2 separate regions of the Homo sapiens genome follow, and region 1 is linked to region 2. A link is an interaction called in ENCODE POLR2A ChIA-PET data of the cell type or tissue named here. Cell type or tissue: B cell. All regions are shown on one strand. Each heading gives the region's core, and the rest is flanking DNA. Links, peaks and the distances in the headings are about the cores only.

Region 1 (5,385 bases), core at 256-5,255, 420 kb before region 2:
AGGGTGTTTTCTTTTGCTCTGTGTATTTAATTCTTCATCATTATGTTCCTTGATGTGGGTTCTTTTGAAAAGCAGATTGCCTGGATTCAAATCCCAGATCTGCCATTTACTACCTGGGTGTCCTTACCTGCTTAACTTCTATATGTCTCTATCTCCTCATCTGTGAAATGGGAATAATATTAGCATTCACTTCAGAAGATTTTGAGAATTAAATTAGTTGAAATGTATAAAGCACTTATAACAGTGTCTGGCACATTGTAAATCAATGATAAATGTTAGCTACTGGTAATGAGTGTGCTGGGCAGACAGATGACCCTTTTAATCTGAATATTTGTGTCCTTTGATTCTGAAAAACTGTCTTGTGTATATGTATGAATTTCCTACCATTCATTTTCTCTTCTCTTTATGGAGACTGGAAGCTTGGTCTTTACGTGCAGGCTGTTTAGGCCATCGATATGGTTTGGCTCTGTGTCCCCACCCAAATCTCATCTCAATTTGTAATCCCCATGAGTCAAGGGAGAAAGGTGATTGGATCACGGGGTAATTTCCCCCATGGTGTTCTTGTGATAGTAAGTTCTCACGAGATCTGATGGTTTTATGTGTTCGGAAGTTCCTCCTTCACTTTTCTCTCTCCTGCCACTTCGTGAAGGATTTGCTTCTCCTTCTCCTTCTGCCGTGATTGTAAGTTTCCTGAGACCTCTCCAGCCATGTGGGACTGTGAGTCAATTAAACCTCTTTCCTTTATAAATTACCCAGTCTTTGGTATTTCTTTATAGCAGTGTGAAAGTGGACTAATACAGTAAATTGACCTCTATGTTTCACTGAAGTATCCACAAATGTCAGTACCTTTTCTTTGGAGCCATCCAGTTTCTTTTTCTTCTTTCTTTCCTTTCTTTCTCTCTTTCTCTTTTTCTCTTTCCTTCTTTCTTTTTTTCTTTCTCTTTCTTCTCTCTTTTTCTTTCTTTCTTTTTTTTTTTGAGATGGAGTCTCACTCTGTCACCTAGGTTGGAGTGCAGTAGAGCAATCTTGGTTCACTGCAACCTCTGCCTTCCAGGCTCAAGCGATCCTCCCCCCTCGGCCTCCTGAGTAGCTGGGACCACAGGTGCATGCCACCATGCCTGGCTAAATTTTCGTATTTTTGGTAGAGATGGGATTTTACCATGTTGCTCACGCTGGTCTTGAACTTCTGAGCTCAGGAGATCTACCAGCTTTGGCCTCCCAAAGTGCTAGGATTACAGGCATGAGCCACCACGCCCAGCCTGCCAACTAGTTTCCCCAGAGGATTCCTCCAATCTCCTGCTGGGGTTGGACGGAAGATGGTTGAAGGGATGAAAACTTGGTTTTCATTAGAAAAGAGTGCTGAGGGCCCCACAGTTCAATATGCAGCCTTACATTAGTCCCCATTTCAGCCATATTTTTACCCCAGTCTCTACTGTCTGGTGTCCCTGATTCTAGAACAACTCTGGAATCAAGGACACCAAAGTCAATCCACAAATCACTAACATGACATGAAATTTTTACTGGCACATAGTGAAGTGAGAAAAGTAAGGACAAATTTGGGAATTTGTCATAAAGCTGATATAATATACAGGGCTGCTCCTGGCCGGACATGGTGGCTCATGTCTGTAATCCCAGCACATTGGGAGACCGGTCCTTCACCAGAGAATAAACCTCTAGTCTCCTTTGGGATGAGGAAAGGGTAATGGGATGAAGAAAGGCATGAGGGAGGAATGTGTGCGTAACAGCCAGCTGTATGGGTAGGTGAGGGGGTCTAAGGATCTGACATTAGAATTTCAATGAATCCCCATTTTCAGCCCTCTTTCTTCCATAATGCCCACTGTCTCCAAGGCCTCTGTCTTCCCAGGAACATCCTTGTGCCAGTATACTTTTCTGCAGGCTCTGCTAAGTCAGTCACCACTCTTCTATTTTCTCACCACCAAAAACTTGACATCTCATGTCTGCTTCTATATTCTCCTCTATTGTCTTTTATACCCTCCAGTTTGCTTATGCACTCAGGTTCATGAAATAAAGATAAACTCATGTTGTTAATCAGCCACATTTAAATGCATTTTAAACAAATTAGGCTGGGCACAGTGGCTCATGCTTGTAATTCCAGCACTTTTGGAGGCTGAGGCAGGTGATTGCCTGAGCTCAGGAGTTTGAGACCAGCCTGGGAAACATGGCAAAACCCCGTCCTACAAAAAATACAAAAATTAGCCAGGTGTGGTGGTATGTGCCTGTAGTCTCAGCTACTCAGGGGGTTGAGGTGGGAGGATCGCTTGAGCCCAGAAAGTTGAGGCCGCAGTGAGCCATGATCATGACGCTGCACTCCAGCCTGAGCAACATAGTGAGACTTTGTCTCAACAAACAAACAAAAACAACCAAACCAAATTAACACAGAAATACCCTTTTATCTTAAAGTATATCAGCTATGATTCTCAAAGGTATACGATTCTCAAATATTGGTCCACTTGCACAGAAAAGAAAAAGGAAACAAAAAATATTTCCTCACATATAAAATGTAGGTAGGAAAGTATATGGATTACATTTCTTTACTTGCATCATGGATACATAGTTCAATTCAGTTCAAATCAAAACCATTCAATACATATTTACTGAGTCCCTTCTGCGTGTCAGGCACTGTTTTAGGCACTTGTGATATATCAGTGAAAAAAACAAAGGCCCCTGCCCACATGGAGCTTACATTATAGCCAGGGGAAACAACAGTAAACAATAAACACAAATATGTGAAGTATCTAGGGTGATAGGTGATATGAAAAACATAGAGCAGGTGAAAGGGGTATGGGATTTCTCGATCTGGAAGGTAGACAGCTGCAGTATTAAATAGTATGGACAGGATAGGCTTCAGTAAGAAGGCAACAATTGAGCAAAGATGAGAAGGTAAGGGTATAGGGCATCTGCAACAGCTAGTGAAACGGCCCAAAGGTTAGAACAAGGCTGGAGTTCGGGAGAGGTCTGGGCTGGAGATGTGAATCTGGCAGCTGTTAAACAGAGACGGTATTTTAAGCCAAAGACTGTATGAGATCACTGAGGCAGGAACTACAGAGAAAAGTCATAGTCATGTCTTTCAGGGAAATAAGCAATTGGAGAAATTCAAATTCTTGGGAAATCTAAGACCATAGAAACATGGTAGAACAATTTTAAGAAACAGTGTATACCTCACTCTTTTTCTGCCCATCAGTCATACAGGACTTAAGAGTTAGAGGCCAGCTTTTTTTTTAAGTAAATGTAGTAATATGAAAAATTCTAGAGATACTGGTATATATTCTGGATTTATAGCTTTACTTTAGATAATTCACACTTATAATACTCACGTGATTGAAACTGTTCTATCTCCATATAAAACAAAGAAGTTGAACTTGACTTACTTCCAATTATGTCTGTAAGGATGGAGTATCTATTTCATTAAGTACAGTGAAGCATTAGGAGCCAATTCCTCTGCTTTCTCTCCGTATTTCCCTGCCTGAGTATGGCTCCTTCAGTCACCTTTCTCTGGTCCTCTTTGGTGGGCCTCTTGATGTGTTGTTCTAGGGGCTATCTTAAGAGACACTTCCACTTGATACAAAGCATATTTCAAATCTAATGTTGTATGCTTGGCAAAGGAAAAGGTAAATAAAGTTATCTGAAAGGTTTCTCCCCAGAATGAAGTCTCAATATATCTCTCTTCAAAAAGGCATCATTATGTTTTAAGGAATTGTGGTTAATTTTTGTAGGTATAATAATGGCATTGTGGTTATGTTTTCAAAGAGTGCTCGTTTTTTAGAGATACATCTCAAAATATTTATGGATTAACCATAATAAAAAACCGATCATTATAGAGGGAAGTCTGCATAAATATCTCCAAAAATAATTCCTAGGCTCCAAGACAGCATTACAAATGTAGCGTTTAAAGAATTATTGCAACAAAAATACTAAAGGAATTGCTAAGGAAATAATTTATGGCATATACACACACTAATCTGATACTAAATGATAGTCTGTTGTCATTTCTAATCATTTTACATACTCTATGGGGGGAGGAGTGAAAAATGACAGCCCTTGAGCCAAACGAAACCTAACAGCTGTTTTTTAAATGCAGTTTATGGGAACCACTATTGCACACATTCATCAGTGGGTCTCAACCAGGGACAATTTTGGCCTCTAGGTACACCTGGCCATGTCTGGAGACATTTTTGACTGTCACAACTGGGGGAGGGGCAGCTATCAGCATTGAATGCTGGCATCTTGTGGGTAGAAGCCAAGGATTCCCCTAAACATCCCAGGATGCACTGGGCAGCTTCCTATAGCAAAGTATTATCCGGTCCAAAATATTGGTAGTGCCAAGGTTCAGATACTGTAGTTTATATATTGTCTCTGGCTGTTTTGTACTAAAATGGGGAAGTTGAATAGGTGTGACAGGGACCACATGGCCCACAACACCTAACGTATTTACTATCTGGCCCTTTACAGAAAGTTTGCCAATTCTTGCTCTATATAAAACCATAAAATATAAATAAGCATCTCGTGTACAGTAAGTTATCTATCAATGCTAGAAAACTCCCTTTAACATTTTTTCTTCTAGAAATGAGAAGCAACATTTTAATTTCTACCTCTTCTAGCCATATAAAGGGCTAGAGTAAAAGGCTGTACTATATTTTATTCTGATTTATTAAAGGGATACTTAAAAGAGTGTTTCTCAAAAGTTAATCCACAGATCACTAACACGCCATGAAATTTCACTGGCACATAGTGAACTGGGAAAAGTAAAGATAAATGTGGGAGTCTGTCATAAAGCTGACGTAATATAACAGGCTGTTCCTGGCCAGACACGGTGGCTCATGTCTGTAATCGCAGCATACTGGGAGACTGAGGTGGGAGAACTGCTTGGAGCCAGGAGTTTGAGACCAGTCCAGCAACATAGTGAGACTGTCTCTACAATAATAATAATGATAATAATAATAATAATAATAATAATAATAATAAATTAGCCAGACATGGTGGTGCACATCTGTAGGCCCAGCTACTTGGGAAGCTGAGGCAGGAAGACTGCTTGAGCCCAGGAGTTTGAGGCTGCAGTGAACTATGACATCACTGCACTCCAGCCTGGGCAAGAGTGAAACTGTTTTTTAAAAAAGGGTCTGGGTCGGGGGTGGGGGAGGGGCAGGCACGGTGGCTCACACCTGTAATCCCAGCACTTTGGGAGGCCGAGATGGGCGGATCACCTGAATGGTTCGAGACCAGCCTGGCCACCATGGTGAAACCCTGTCTCTACTAAAAATACAAAAATTAGCTGGGTGTGGTGGCAGGCACCTGTAATCCCAGTTACTCAGGAGGCTAAGGCAGGAGAATTGCTTGAGCCTGGGAGGTGGAGGTTGCTGTGAGCTG
Region 2 (5,385 bases), core at 208-5,207:
TTTAGGCAATTAAGAGACCAGCACCTGAATTAAGTGCTGTACAGAATATAAAAGAAAGGTAAAATAGTCTCCCTGTCCTAAGGGAGTCTAGCAGGAGAGACAAAGCTACCTTCTATCGACTCACTGGCTCTCAGGATTAGAGGGATTCTAGAAATCATCTTGTAAAAACACCATCTTATGCCAGAACAGTCCTTTCAATTAGCAATTAGTCAGGCAGCCTCTGCTCAAACACCTTCAGTGATGGAGAACCCGAGACTTCTGGAGGCAGTCCATTCCATTCAGACAGCTCAAAGTATTAAAAAGTTCTTCCTTATATGGAGGCAAATCTGCCTCCCTGCAACTTCCACCCACGAATCTTGGTTCTGCCCTAGGAGGTCATATGAAACAAGTGTGCATTAAACTGAGAACAAGTACTAACTGTATGGTACTGACTGTGAGCACAGCAGCATTCAGAGAAGGGAGGCAAAGATGACTCCTGATTTGCAAATATGGGGGCCTTAAGAGAATAATGACATTATAGGCAGAAATGGGTTGTGGCATGTTCTAGTTAGGGCAACAAGATGAGGTCAGTTTTGGATATGCTGAGTTTGAAAAGAAGACAAAGCTTCTAAGTGGAAATGACTAGTGAGTATTTAGAAATAAAGCCTAGGAAAGAATCAAGACTGGAGATAATGTTTGCAAATCATTGGCAAAGAACTGTCATGAAGTCATGAGAACAGACAAGCTTTTGGAGGGATATCATGCAGAGTAAAAAGAAACTATGAGCTTGATTCTCCAGCAATGTCTATTGTGGTTTGAAACCAAAAAACCAGGCCTGGCGCAGTGGCTCAGGCCTGTAATCTCAGCACTTAGGGAGGCTGAGGCGGGTAGATAACCTGAGGTCAAGAGTTCGAGACCAGCCTGGCTAAAATGGCGAAACCTCGTCTCTACTAAAAATACAAAAATTAACCAGGCATGGTGGTGCATGCCTGTAATCCTAGAAATCATCTTGTAAAAACACCACCTTCTGCCAGAACTGAGGCACAAGAATCTCTTGAATCCAGGAGGCGGAGGTTTGCAGTGAGCCGAGATCGCGCCACTGCACTCCAGCCTGGGCGACAGAGAGACACTCTGTCTCAAAAAAAAAAAAAAAAAAAAAAAAAATTAGAAATGGCTAGTGATTCCTGCCAAAGCTGCTTCACACTCTTATACTTCTAACAACTTAACCCAATTCCTTCTGCCTATTCAAGGAAGTCATTCAGAAGTAAATGGAACCAGGTTATGCGTGCAGTTCTTGTTGCATCCCACCAGGCAATTAAGACAGTAGCATGAATTTCTACTTGAGTAGGAAGTTGCTATGCTTGAAATGTTTTCTACTTTGTCCCACAGTTGTTTTTCTAAGTCATCATCCTTAGGTAAAATTGAAAATAAAGCACCCATACAAATCAGCCTGTCTACTATGGTAGCCCAATTGATTTGCTTCAAAATGCTTCTCTTAATTTTGTAATCCTGTTCCTGAGGTTTTATCCTAAGAAAGTAAATCATAATGTGAGAAAAGTGATAAGCATGGAGATGTTTGCTGCAATGTTAGATCTATTGATCTATCTATATCTATCTTGGACTTCTAATTATAGGGGAATAGCTAAATGAAGTGTGGAAAAAAACTTGAACGCAAAATTTACAATATTTGTCACATTTGGGTGATGGGTTTTTGACAATTTCTACCTGTTTTCCAAACTTTCTTTTAACATATAATATTTTATAATAATAATAAAAATCTCTACTTGACTATCCCTTCTAAATTACCACTAAACTATGTAGTAGTTAGTTCTACTTCTAATGAATTCTTATCACGAGGTTTTAACATGTCACAAAGTAAAACCTACACATGCTACCAGAAGATACAAGTTGGCTTGTTTAACACAGAAACCAAATAACAGGCACCACTTTGCCCCAGTAAAGATGCCATTTAGGCCAGGTGCAATGGCTCATGCCTGTAAGGCCAGGTGCAATGGCTCATGCCTGTAATCCCAGCGCTTTGGGAGGCTGAGAAGGGCAGATCACCTGAGGTCAGGAGTTCGAGACCAGCCTGGCCAACATGGCAAAACCCCGTCTCTACTAAAAATACAAAAATAAAAAAATTAGCCAGGCGTGATGGTGGGTGGGTGCAATGGCTCATGCCTGTAATCCCAGCTACTCAGGAGGCTGAGGCAGGAGAACTGCTTGAACCCGGGAGGCGGAGGTTACGGTGAGCCAAGACAGAGCAAGACACCATCTCAAAAAAAAAAAAAAGATGCCATCTAAATCTAACCCAAATCAGGAGCCACTGTTCTTCTCTAAGCATTTGGTTTCACTGATTAAACCAATGACATTTAGTGCCTGAGTCACTGCCACCCGAGGTTTAGATTTTAAAAGAAAGGCCTATCTTCTACGGAGGGAAGGAATCCAACCCAACATCAACACCTGTCTCCTGTTCCCTCCTTACACATGTCCTCTACCTGAAACTCCAGGAGTGAGTAAAGTTAGTGTATAAAGTGAAATTAGACTTGGGAACTAGCTGTTTCAATGTCTGGAGCAAACAGGTAACTTTGTGTGGTCATGGGTTCTCTTCTCTCCTACGTTCAAAGAATATTATGAAGACTAATTGCACAGAGCACTCGGCAGTCCCTTTCTACTTCTACATGTTTTATAGCGTGTAAGGGAAAACTGCATTGGCTGATTTCAGCCTGAATAGTTGCTTTAATAAAACAGCATTTCCCACTCTAATATATAAAGATGGATTCAAGGATGACGTTTGTCCTTAGCCATGATTCATCTACAAGTAGGAATATGGAAAGACTGTAAGTCTATAATTAACTAAAGTATAGGAATTTCAATGCCCTCTGGAGGAAAAAACAAAACAAAACAAAGCAAGTCTGCTCCTTCCATTAAACATTTCAACTATTTTCCAGCCAAATGGAAAAGTTTGGCACAAAAGGTCTGGTAATACAAGGCAAACAAAGCAGCACTGTAGCTGAGGCATATTTTTAGAACTTTGTTTTTATCAGGTTAACATATAGTACATCAAGAAATAATTTCATGGTGAATGCTGTAGCTGCATTAATTTAAAATTATGAAACTACAGTCATGCATTACATAATGACATTTTGGTCAATGGATGGACCACAAAATCAACAGTGGTCCCATAAGATTATATGGGATTATATGGGGATTAATCAACACAAAATCCCATAAGATTATAATACCCTATTTTTACTGTACTTTAAAAATGTGGCCGGGCGCGATGGCTCATGCCTGTAATCCCAGCACTTTGGGAGGCCAAGGCTAGCAGAACACAAGGTCAGGAGTTTGAGACCAGCCTGGCCAATATAGTTAAACCCCATCTCTACTAAAAATACAAAAATTAGCTGGGCGTGGTGGTGCGCACCTGTAGTACCAGCTACTCAGGAGGCTGAGGCAGAAGAATTGCTTGAACCCAGGAGGCGGGGGTTGCAGTGAGCCAAGATCGTGCCACTGCACTCCAGCCTGGGCGACAGAGTGAGACTCCGTCTCAAAAAAAAAAAAAAAAAGTTTAAATAAACAAATACTTACACTGTGTTACAAACTGCCTACAGTATTAGATACAGTAACATACTATACAGGTTTGTAGCCCAGGAGTAATAAGTTACACCATGTGCAGTATCATCTAAATTTGTGCAAGTACACTCTATGATGTTCCCACAATGATGAAATCACCTAATGACAAATTTCTCAGAATGTACCTGTCATTAAGCAACACATGACTGTATAATTTTATCAACTAAAATAAATGTGAATAACTCCATAAACTATATGCAACTTTAGTGTTTGTTTGTTTTTTTTTGTTTTGTTTTGTTTTTTTGAGACGGAGTCTTGCTCTGTCACCCAAGCTGGCGCAGATCATGCAGTGGCACGATCTTAGCTCACTGCAACCTCCACCTCCCCGGGTTCAAGTGATTCTCCTGCCTCAGCCTCCCTAGTAGTTGGGATTACGGTACATGCCACCACACCCAGCAAATTTTTGTAATTTTAGTAGGGACGGGGTTTTACCATGTTGGCCAGGCTGGTCTCGAACTCCTGACCTCAGGTGATCCACCCGCCTTGGCCTCCCAAAATGCTGGGATTACAGGCGTGAATCACCACGCCCAGCCTATATGCAACTTTAAAATAAATGATAGTCCCTGTCCACTAAAACCAAGCACTCTAAATACAAGGAACACAAACAAAACAGGAATTCACACAATTTTCAATAGAGAGGGAAATCTGCTGACTTACACCATCAACAAGAAGCTTGCTTCTAGTACTCAAACCAATGGCACTTCTCTTAAGATCACATCTGCCAGGTGTGGTGGCTCATGCCTGTAATCCCAGTGACTCAGGAGACTGAGGCCAGAGAATCACCTGAGGCCAGGGGTTTAAGACCAGCCCAGGCAACATAGCAAGACCCTGTCTCTGAAAAAAATCAAACATTTGGCCGAGCGCATGGTGGCTCATGCCTGTAATCCCAGCACTTTGAGAGGCTGAGGTGGGTGGTTCCCTTGAGGAGTTCGAGACCAGCCTGGCCAACATGGCAAAACCCTGTCCCTACTAAAAATACAAAAATTAGCTGAGTGTGGTGGTGTGTGCCTCTAGTCCCAGCTACTCAGGAGGCTGAGGCAGGAGAACTGCTTGAACCCGGGAGGGGGAGGTTGCAGTGAGCCAAGATCACGCCACTGCACTCCAGCCTGGGCGACCGAGCAAAACTCCATCTCAAAAAAACAAAAAACAAAAGAAAGAAAAAGAACTGTAGTCCCAGCTACTCAGGAGGCTGAAGCGAGAAGATTACTTGAGCCCAAAAGTTGGAGGTTGCAATCAGCCATGATTGCACCATTGTACTCCAACCTGCCCACCCAGAAATTCCTTGAAGGAACAGTAATTTCTTGAAGCTTCAACAGAAACAAATGATTCATTCATTGTAGGATACTGAGTGCTTATCATGTACCATCGACTGTGCTAAGTATGGCTATGGGGCCTGCCCTCACAGAATTTAGTTGGGGACATTGTACAATCATAGCTACGATACTTTCTAACGCAGCAATTCTCAACCAGGGGCAATTTTGTCCTCCAGGAGACATATGGCAATGTCTGAAGACATTTTTGGTTGTCACAACTGAGGAAGTCTTATTGGCATCTACTGGGTAGAGACAGATGCTGCTTAACATCCCACAGTGCACAGGACAACTCCATAATAAAGAATTATATGGCCAGGCGCGGTGGCTCACACCTGTAATCCCAGCACCTTGGGAGGCCGAGGCGAGCAGATCACGAGATCAGGAGATCAAGACCACAGTGAAACCCCGTCTATACTAAAAATACAAAAAATTAGCTGGGCCTGGTGGCGGGCGCCTG

Evidence for each region. Peaks named below come from ENCODE experiments on the same cell type or tissue, not always from the same donor. Only the 100,000 strongest peaks of a DNase experiment are listed, where the experiment ranks them.
Region 1: POLR2A ChIA-PET joins it to region 2 with 5 read pairs; 5 of 35 experiments call an interaction of 5 or more read pairs at or near these places.

What each region holds. Positions count from the first base shown.
Region 1 is chr1:40,463,903-40,469,287 of GRCh38, reverse strand. No RefSeq gene overlaps it. Among named protein-coding and RNA genes, the nearest start is that of ZFP69, 11 kb to the left of the region's middle. In B cell, for the core only: no CTCF peak of the experiment used is centred there; no DNase peak of the experiment used is centred there.
Region 2 is chr1:40,044,937-40,050,321 of GRCh38, reverse strand. All of the region lies in intron 1 of CAP1 (cyclase associated actin cytoskeleton regulatory protein 1), which reads right to left. Among named protein-coding and RNA genes, the nearest start is that of CAP1, 6.9 kb to the right of the region's middle. In B cell, for the core only: no CTCF peak of the experiment used is centred there; no DNase peak of the experiment used is centred there; H3K27ac peaks cover 3,681 bases.